2 separate regions of the Homo sapiens genome follow, and region 2 is linked to region 1. Evidence: chromatin contacts called from ENCODE Hi-C or POLR2A ChIA-PET data. All regions are on one chromosome and are shown on one strand. Each heading gives the region's core, a stretch centred on a gene start or an enhancer-like site at or near the end of the contact. The rest is flanking DNA. Distances are from core to core; before and after follow the strand shown. Region 1 overlaps STK24 (serine/threonine kinase 24). Region 2 overlaps STK24 (serine/threonine kinase 24).

The links. Hi-C counts contacts between places; a loop is a spot of excess contacts on that map. ChIA-PET counts read pairs that join two places held with the same protein, here RNA polymerase II (POLR2A). Pooled maps may share reads with other maps.
Region 2: a loop to region 1 is called in a map of CD4-positive, alpha-beta T cell, with 2.2 times the contacts of the local background. The contact joins two enhancer-like sites. A Hi-C loop is called at or near these places in 24 of 168 maps with a recorded cell type or tissue (B cell, CD4-positive, alpha-beta T cell, CD4-positive, alpha-beta memory T cell and 17 more), 16 of 37 single-sample maps with no recorded cell type and 25 of 50 pooled maps. POLR2A ChIA-PET finds 5 or more read pairs at or near these places in 18 of 52 experiments (AG04450, CD4-positive, alpha-beta T cell, CD4-positive, alpha-beta memory T cell and 12 more).

What each region holds. Positions count from the first base shown.
Region 1 is chr13:98,515,542-98,519,425 of GRCh38, reverse strand. STK24 (serine/threonine kinase 24) reads left to right here. Exons shown (of 11, transcript NM_001032296.4): 2 at 1-183. Among named protein-coding and RNA genes, the nearest start is that of STK24, 60 kb to the left of the region's middle. RefSeq lists an enhancer at 1,817-1,876. Within about 2 kb of position 1,750, at least 5 of the 41 ENCODE cell types and tissues checked have a DNase peak (open chromatin) inside an H3K27ac peak, as active enhancers do.
Region 2 is chr13:98,554,968-98,558,851 of GRCh38, reverse strand. The region is part of intron 1 of STK24 (serine/threonine kinase 24); the gene reads left to right. Among named protein-coding and RNA genes, the nearest start is that of STK24, 20 kb to the left of the region's middle. Within about 2 kb of position 1,816, at least 2 of the 41 ENCODE cell types and tissues checked have a DNase peak (open chromatin) inside an H3K27ac peak, as active enhancers do.

The DNA of each region.
Region 1 (3,884 bases), core at 501-3,000:
GGGAAGGGCTCCTTTGGAGAGGTGTTCAAAGGCATTGACAATCGGACTCAGAAAGTGGTTGCCATAAAGATCATTGATCTGGAAGAAGCTGAAGATGAGATAGAGGACATTCAACAAGAAATCACAGTGCTGAGTCAGTGTGACAGTCCATATGTAACCAAATATTATGGATCCTATCTGAAGGTAAGGCTTAAAATAACGTGCTTCTCCGTTCTGCAGCACTTGGCTGAGGTGCCAGCAGGGAATGGGAAGGACTCTGATAGGACAAAGCACAGCAGGTTTCAGAGCAAGGAGAGATGTTTTGACCTTCGTGATCAAAAGAACCTGGCTTTGATAGTTCCATCATCTCAAATGTCTCCTATAGAAATATTTGTGGTGAAAGTGTTTGATGTTCTAATTCTCTTTTGAATAAGGAAGAGTATTTCTGGTGGGACTTTGTCATTAAAACTGTTTCTTATTAAGTTATTATAACAGTTATTCACCTAATTTTAGGACTGCTTATGATTAGTATTAAAAACTCATACCAACTTAAGAATGTTAATCTTTTGATATTCTCACTTACCAGCTGTGGTTTAATTTAATGCTGTTAAAAACTGCTGATGAGAATTGATAATGTTGGTTAGTTAGCTAGCTTATCTACGCTTGACTTTTAAGAATGCTAGGCAAATTGGTAATTACTTAAATAAAACGGTAGTTATAATAATATGACACAAAAATTGTCCTGCACTGCCACTCTGTTCTTTAAGTGGGAAAGAATAGTATTAAAAATGTTTTTCTGATCCTGCATGGAACCATTTTACCATTTTAGACATCGTAGAACAATCCTGTTACAACACTAAGAAGGCTTATGACCGTTCTTGTGTTTCAAGTTCCTCAAAATATACCTGTTTCACTGAACTTAAAAATGTTGTAACCTTTAAAATGGGGTTTTAGAAATCATAAGAATTGGTGGGGAAAAAAACGCTCTGAAATAATTATTGTGGAATACAGAACTATGAAGAAAGAAATGATGATTTTCCAGGGGAGGCAGCGATAAACCTGGATAATTTGGGCCAGGCCTCTTCCTCCCCTGGCCTTACCCTCTAAAGTCTCTAAGTTACAACTTGTAAGCTGCTCTGATGTGAGAAGGGAGCGTGTAGGTTTTGCTTTTGTAGAAATACAGTAAGGTGTAAGTCAGAGGATGGACATTTTGAGAACCATTGATTAACTAAAATGGATATTTAAAGGAAATCAAAATTGAGCAGTGATCCCTTTTTTATCCCTTGTGTAAAGGACAGCAGTGTGTCATAGGTCAAATGTAGCATTTTGAAATGGAAAGAGTGAGTTTTGGAGTCAGGTGTCACAGGACTTGAATCTTGTCATTTACTTTGATGTGTGGCCTTGAGTGAGTTTTCATTATTTTTTATAACTTCTCCACTTTCTCATTTGCAAAATGGAAAATTATGGTATATATCATATGTTACAAAGATTAAATGGAATTAAGTATGTGAAAGTACTTGACATGTAGTAGGTACTTAATGCGTATTTTCCTTCCTTGGTAGCATTTATTCATACCTCATCTCTTAAATTACCCTGCAATGAATATGCAATGAAGGTAGTTTGCAGTTAAGGTATCCATTGAGGTCAAACCAAGGAAACCAGGGTTAAAGAATGGAGGAAGAATGCCAACAAGAAGAGCAAATGTTGCTGTGTGGTGCACCCAGTTTGGGTCTTGACACAGCAAAAACGAAAGCACTACACATGTGACTTCCGTGGGGGAATGCCAGCATCTTGATGTTAAATTTCTTTTTTTTAATGAGATGGAGTCGTGCTGTGTAACCCAGACTGGAGTGTAGTGGGGCGATCTCAGTTCACTGCCCCCTCCGCCTCCCGGGTTCAAGCGATTTTCCTGCCTCAGCCTCCTGAGTAGCTGGGATTACAGTCGCTCACCAACCACCGTGCCCGGCTAATTTTTGTATTTTTAGTAGAGATGGGGTTTCACCATGTTGTCCAGGCTGGTCTCGAACTTCTGACCTCAGGTGATCCACCTGCCTCAGCCTGCCAAAGTGCTGGGATTATAGGCATGAGCCACTGTGCCTGGCCTCGATGTTAAATTTCGATTGAAAACAAACAGCTAAAGAAACTCAGTTTGGATTCTGTCCACTGTACTGCGTACTATTCCCTGTGAAATTACTTCAGCAGTAGTGTTCTAGTAAATTCAGAGTTGGATTTCGTGTGGTTTGCTGATGTTGTATTTTAATATGAATTATTATGATGGTTTTGGCAAAGGAAGTGTGGAGGATCCTGACAAATATTTGGTGATTTATACCAGCTAATATTTAACTATGGAAATTAAGGATCAGTGGTTCAAAACATCTTGTTCAACCTCAGCTCCTTAGCACGATCTTTACTGCATGCTGGAATGGGCTGCTTTATTGTGGCCAAATATAGCGGCCACAGTACATATCTGCATGTATCTAGAGATTCCATCCAAACAGGTCCTGTTCTTGCCTGAGCTGCTAATGCTAGAACGTTAGGTTTCAGATCAGCCTAACCTTGATCTAAGGTTGCCCCGGTATTTTGTTTAGTTATTGTAACGTCAACTGCCGTAGTAAACTCCTTAAATGTGTAACGACTCATACATGTTAGAAATGTATCTCTTCCTCACTGGTTGCCCTGATCCGTGGGCTGTTTTCCTTCAGACACTGATTCAGGAACCTGAGTTCCTTTTATCTTATTGTTCCTTCATCTTGACAAGTGGCTGTGCTCAGCTGCCATAAGTCAGCGTTGGGGGAGAAATGGAGGCTCACGTGTGGGAAGTTTTTATGTGCCCAGGCCTGGACGTAGGGCACATTGTTTCTGTTCATGTTCTCCTGGTCAGAACTCAGCCACATGACCCACACCTGACCCAGGAGAGGCTAAGAAATGTCATTGAATAGTGTGCTTCGTGGGAAGAGGACACAGGCTGTGTGCACAGTAGGCTGGCCTTTTCAAAGTCACTTCATCTCTGTAGGAAGTGGAATAGCTCAGGGAGTGGTCTTCAGGTGCTGATGGCCTCCAGGCAGGTTGAAAAGTGTTGATACTTTATCCAGTGCGCTCTCTGTATTTTACTAAGCAGATTGTCCTTTAGGGAGTATCTGCCACAAGAATGCCTGGAAGAACGTGGCCATTGTGGAAAGTTGGCCCGGATTTTAAAGCCATGTGAAGGACAATTGTCTTATTTGGCTACATACATCATGAACTGCTCTTCTAAAACAATAATTAACTATTATAATTGAGCAGGAGAAGAATCCAGACCTGTAATTCTGTCTGCCCATTCTTGTGTAATGGAGTGTCATGAAATTCTTTGGCCCAGAAGGGGACCCTCCTGAGTCAGAGGCCATTCTTCCATCATCTTGGTAGGTTTAGAAAGTGTGGTCCTAATGTCAAGGAGGATACAGATTAAATGGATTTGTAAGACAAATGGGTCTTTGGCACAGAGCTGGAAATAGTGCTCTATGTGGTTTTCACTGTCATTTTAAAACACTCCCTGTAGCGTTCAGAGCTACTGTTCTTAGTTCTTTAAGGGTGATTGGAGAGAGGGCCTTAGGATTTCACCCTGTGTTAAGGGACTTTTATATAGCAGGCCAGGACAAAGAAGAGATTACCAGAAATGGGTTTCTTCATTGTTGGGGTAGCTAGCATTCACAGGTCTCATAATTATGTTTTGGTTCATTCTTTTAGTCTAGAAAAAAGGATTTAAAACAATAGAGAAGTGGTCTAAATATTCTGAATGTTACTAAGGATCTGGTGAGTGGTGTTAATTTTGACAGTAGCAGTGATGAAGTCACAAAATTGCTTTGTAGCATTTTTTTTCCCCTAAAGATTGAAAACAAGGGCTAGAATTTAGGGAGGAGAAGGAACAA
Region 2 (3,884 bases), core at 567-3,066, 39 kb before region 1:
ACTTCTGTGGTCACCATTGTTTGATGCAAAAAGAAGCACAGTTTTTCAATTGTAAGAAATAAAGTTTAAAATATGTGGACTGTTCCCAAATACATTCCCGATTTCACTTGTAACTTTGTTGGTTAGTCGCCTGCATATTTTCGTATAGAAAGGAGTTTGGAAATAGCAGTTAAGTTGTGAGGCTAGGCTAGAAAAGCCTTTTACTCCAAAGTCTATGTAAACTATAATCTTAAGAGTTAAGTTCCTGGTTCTGAAGGCAGGAAGCTAGTTGGCATAAGAGAGTTGGAGGAGGAGGAGGAGTTTTCTTTATGTTTCTGGGTGCAGGTTTCTGAGTTAGTTTAGGTTGGTCTTTGGGGCTGTGCCAGGCCTGGCTGTGCCCTGCAGTACCCCCTTCTCCATTGTAGTGCCCTCCTGGTGTTGTACCGCTCTGGTGTTTACTGCATTCCTCTTTGCTGCACCCCCTCTAGTGGGTTCAGTAGTTCCCATGAAAACAGGATTCCTCCTGTCAAAATTGCTCAGCTGGATGCTGGGAAAGTATTCCTAATAGTTCATAAAACCGGTAGGCCTTCTTAATTATGGGAAGAAAGATGTGTGTTGATCTGAATAGATATCTAATAGGTGGTATATCAGCCAATGTGTAAGGCATAGGAGATGGTGTTTAGAGTTGAAGAGGGATCTGTCATACGTCTGGTGCAGTGCTGGCATTGGGATTAGATGACTAACAGCTCCGTCTTCAAGGAGCTTATGGCCCAGTAGCAGAGGCACATGTGTCGCATACATTTCAATGGGAAAAAATGCATTTATGGAAGTATAAGGCTCAGAAGTAGCGCAGAGGAGGGGGTAATTAAGTATCTAGACCTAGCCGGCTGAAGATTAATAAAGGAAACAATGGCTGAGCTCTGTTCTAGAAGAATTTCTTTTAAAGGCAGAGGGCATCCAGACAGATTAGAATGTTCAAAAGCATGGTGTCTTTAAATGGCACAGAGTGTTTGGAAAAATACAAGGAATCCAATTCTGCCGGACTTAAGGGGAAAGGAAAGAGAACAAGACACATATGTTGAAGAAGGTAGTCCAGGACCAGATCATATCAGGTCCTAAAATAAGTGCTCCCAGACTACCTTGTCATTATCACCCATGGGACCATGCTGAGTGGTTTGGGCTTTAGCCTATTAGGTGATGTGACATTTCTGGGAAATTTGAATTGGCAGAATGAGACCCATTTTGGGCGTTGACAGTTTGGTGGTTAGACTGGAAAGGAAGGAGGCTGGTCCCCCAGCTAGGTCTCATTGCGGTTTCCCAGGTAAAAGCTGATGCCAGATCGAACTGTGCCACCAGTGGGTGGGGAGGAGGAGGGATTTGAGGGAGGGAGCTGTGGGGGTGAGCGGGGCAGGCTTCAGTGATGATGGTGATGGAGGGAGGGAGGTGCCCTGGGGCGAATGAACGCACCCACGCACCCAAGTCCTTGGGGCTGATGACTAGCATGGAAGATGAAGATCCTATGTAGATAAGGAATTCTGTTTCAGATGAGTGGATTGTGGGCAGAGGAAATGAACAGGCAGTTAGAAATATGGGTCTGGAGCTGGTGGAAGAGTTCAGGCTAGAGACTGAGTCTGGTGACTGATTAATTAGGTCATTTGTGCTAGCAACATGGGACGGCTGTTATCACTATACAGAGGGTGATTGAAGAGGGAGTAGCCTGTGTTTCAGATCCCAGACTTCATCACACTTGGCTACTCCACCTAGCTTTACCTGCTAGGCAAAGCAGGTTCTGCTCTGAATGTGAGCCCCAGAGTGTCCACACGGCAGCAGCATTGGCTCAGGTGGATGGATGGGGTGCGAGGTGCTGTGGGTGGCTGATCACCAGTGGGAACAGTGTGTCAGCTGGTCGTAAGTCAAGAGTAGCTTGTAATTTCTTAGACGACAGGAGTTCCTTTTAACAAATTTATTAGACAAATCATGTGTCTGAGCTCCACATACCTAATATATACATCATTTTGACCCTGCATCTCTTGTCCAGTTTAGTGGTGGTCACTTCCGAAGTGGGTCCTAAAGTAGTTTTCCAGTGAGTTGCATAGCAGAATTTAAGGCTGTTTAAACAGCCTCAGTCTTGGTTGCACCTGCAAAAATCGGGTAGAAGCCTCTAGGTGAGTTAAACCCAGCAGACTTTCATTTTAACCCAGGTGGGTGATTCTGGGCTTCCAGTGGTGCTGCTTTTACCATCCCTGGTTTGATGTGGCCCAGGGTGGCTGGCATGACCCTGGCTGGTGTTGTTACTCACCATTGGGGCACATACTCATTGTGTTACAGTGATTTTTTTGTTGTTGTTGTTTTTCAGTTGTAGGCAAAAGAACAACAACCTCAACTAGTTTAAGCAAAAAGAAGAAGGGGAGATTCATCTGCTCACAGCACTGAAAGGGCTGCAGTGGGCTTGACTTCCAGTACAGTGGAACGTGAGGGCTTACTTCTTAGGCAGGTGTGCCCCAGCCGATGATAAAGGCGGCTGCCCGCAGCACCCAGCCTTAATGATGTGATCCTGGGGGACAAAGAGCACCTCTTTTTCAGTAGCTCTAGCACAAGTTCTTAGGCAATGCTGAGCGTCCTAGCATAGTCCTTAACCCTGGACTGATCCCTGTGGCAAGAGGAGTGGGGCTCTGGCCAATCCATGCCCCCTGCCAGCCCTGTTGGGGAATCCAGGCCATGCGACTGACAATTCCCCGGGGAAGGAGGAGAAGTCAGGAAAGATAGAGTTCTTCCTGAAGTGGGTCCTGAGTATGGGACCGAATTTCTTATCCGGGCATTTCGTCAGGTATATGCTGATAAAAGACCTTATCTAGAGAAAGGAAGACATTTACATAAGACAGGGAGGCTGGTAGCCCGCACGGTGGCTCACGCCTGTAATCCCAGCACTTTGAGAGGCCGAGGCGGGTGGATCACAAGGTCAGGAGATTGAGACCATCCTGGCTAACATGGTGAAACCCCATCTTTACTAAAAATACAAAAAAAATTAACCGGGTGTGGTGGCGGGCACCTGTAGTCCCAGCTACTCGGGAGGCTGAGGCAGGAGAATGGCGTGAACCCAGGAGGCGGAGCTTGCAGTGAGCGGAGATTGCGCCACTGCACTCCAGTCTGGGTGACTGAGCAAGACTCCATCTCAAAAAAAAAAAAAAAAAGACAGGGAGGCTGATATGTGTAGGACGTTTTTAATTGGTTAAAACCAATCAGGAGTTTTCTGTTGAGAGTGAGGTTTTTATTTATTTATATATTTTTTTTATTGAGACGGAGTCTCACTCTGTCGCCCAGGCTGGAGTGCAGTGGTGCGATCTCGGCTCACTGCAAGCTCCGCCTCCCGGGTTCATGCCGTTCTGCTGCCTCAGCCTCCCGAGTAGCTGGGACTACAGGCGCCCGCCACCATGCCTGGCTAATTTTTTGTTTTTAGTAGAGATGGGGTTTCACCGTATTAGCCAGGATGGTCTCAGTCTCCTGACCTCGTGATCTGCCTGCCTCGGCCTCCCAAAGAGCTGGGATTACAGGCGTGAGCCACTGTGCCTGGCCGAGAGTGAGTTTAAACATGGTTATCCAACAATAGGGTTGTGTGTGCTGCCTGGAAGGCAGGGCATATTGTGCCAGTTATACATGAGGGGAAAAGGGATGGCATGAGCTCAGCGTTCACTCTGTAAAGAGCAGGTCATGATTATAGTCAGCTATGATGGTGGCTAGGTTATAAGATACACACTAGACCAATCAAGTGTAATAAGAAAAGATAAAAGCAGTGTTAGGATATTTTGGGTGATCATGTTCTTAAACTATTTTTTCTTTCTTTTTTTTTTTTTTTTTTTTGAGTTGGAGTCTCGCTCTGCCTCCCAGGCTGGAGTGCAGTAGCACTA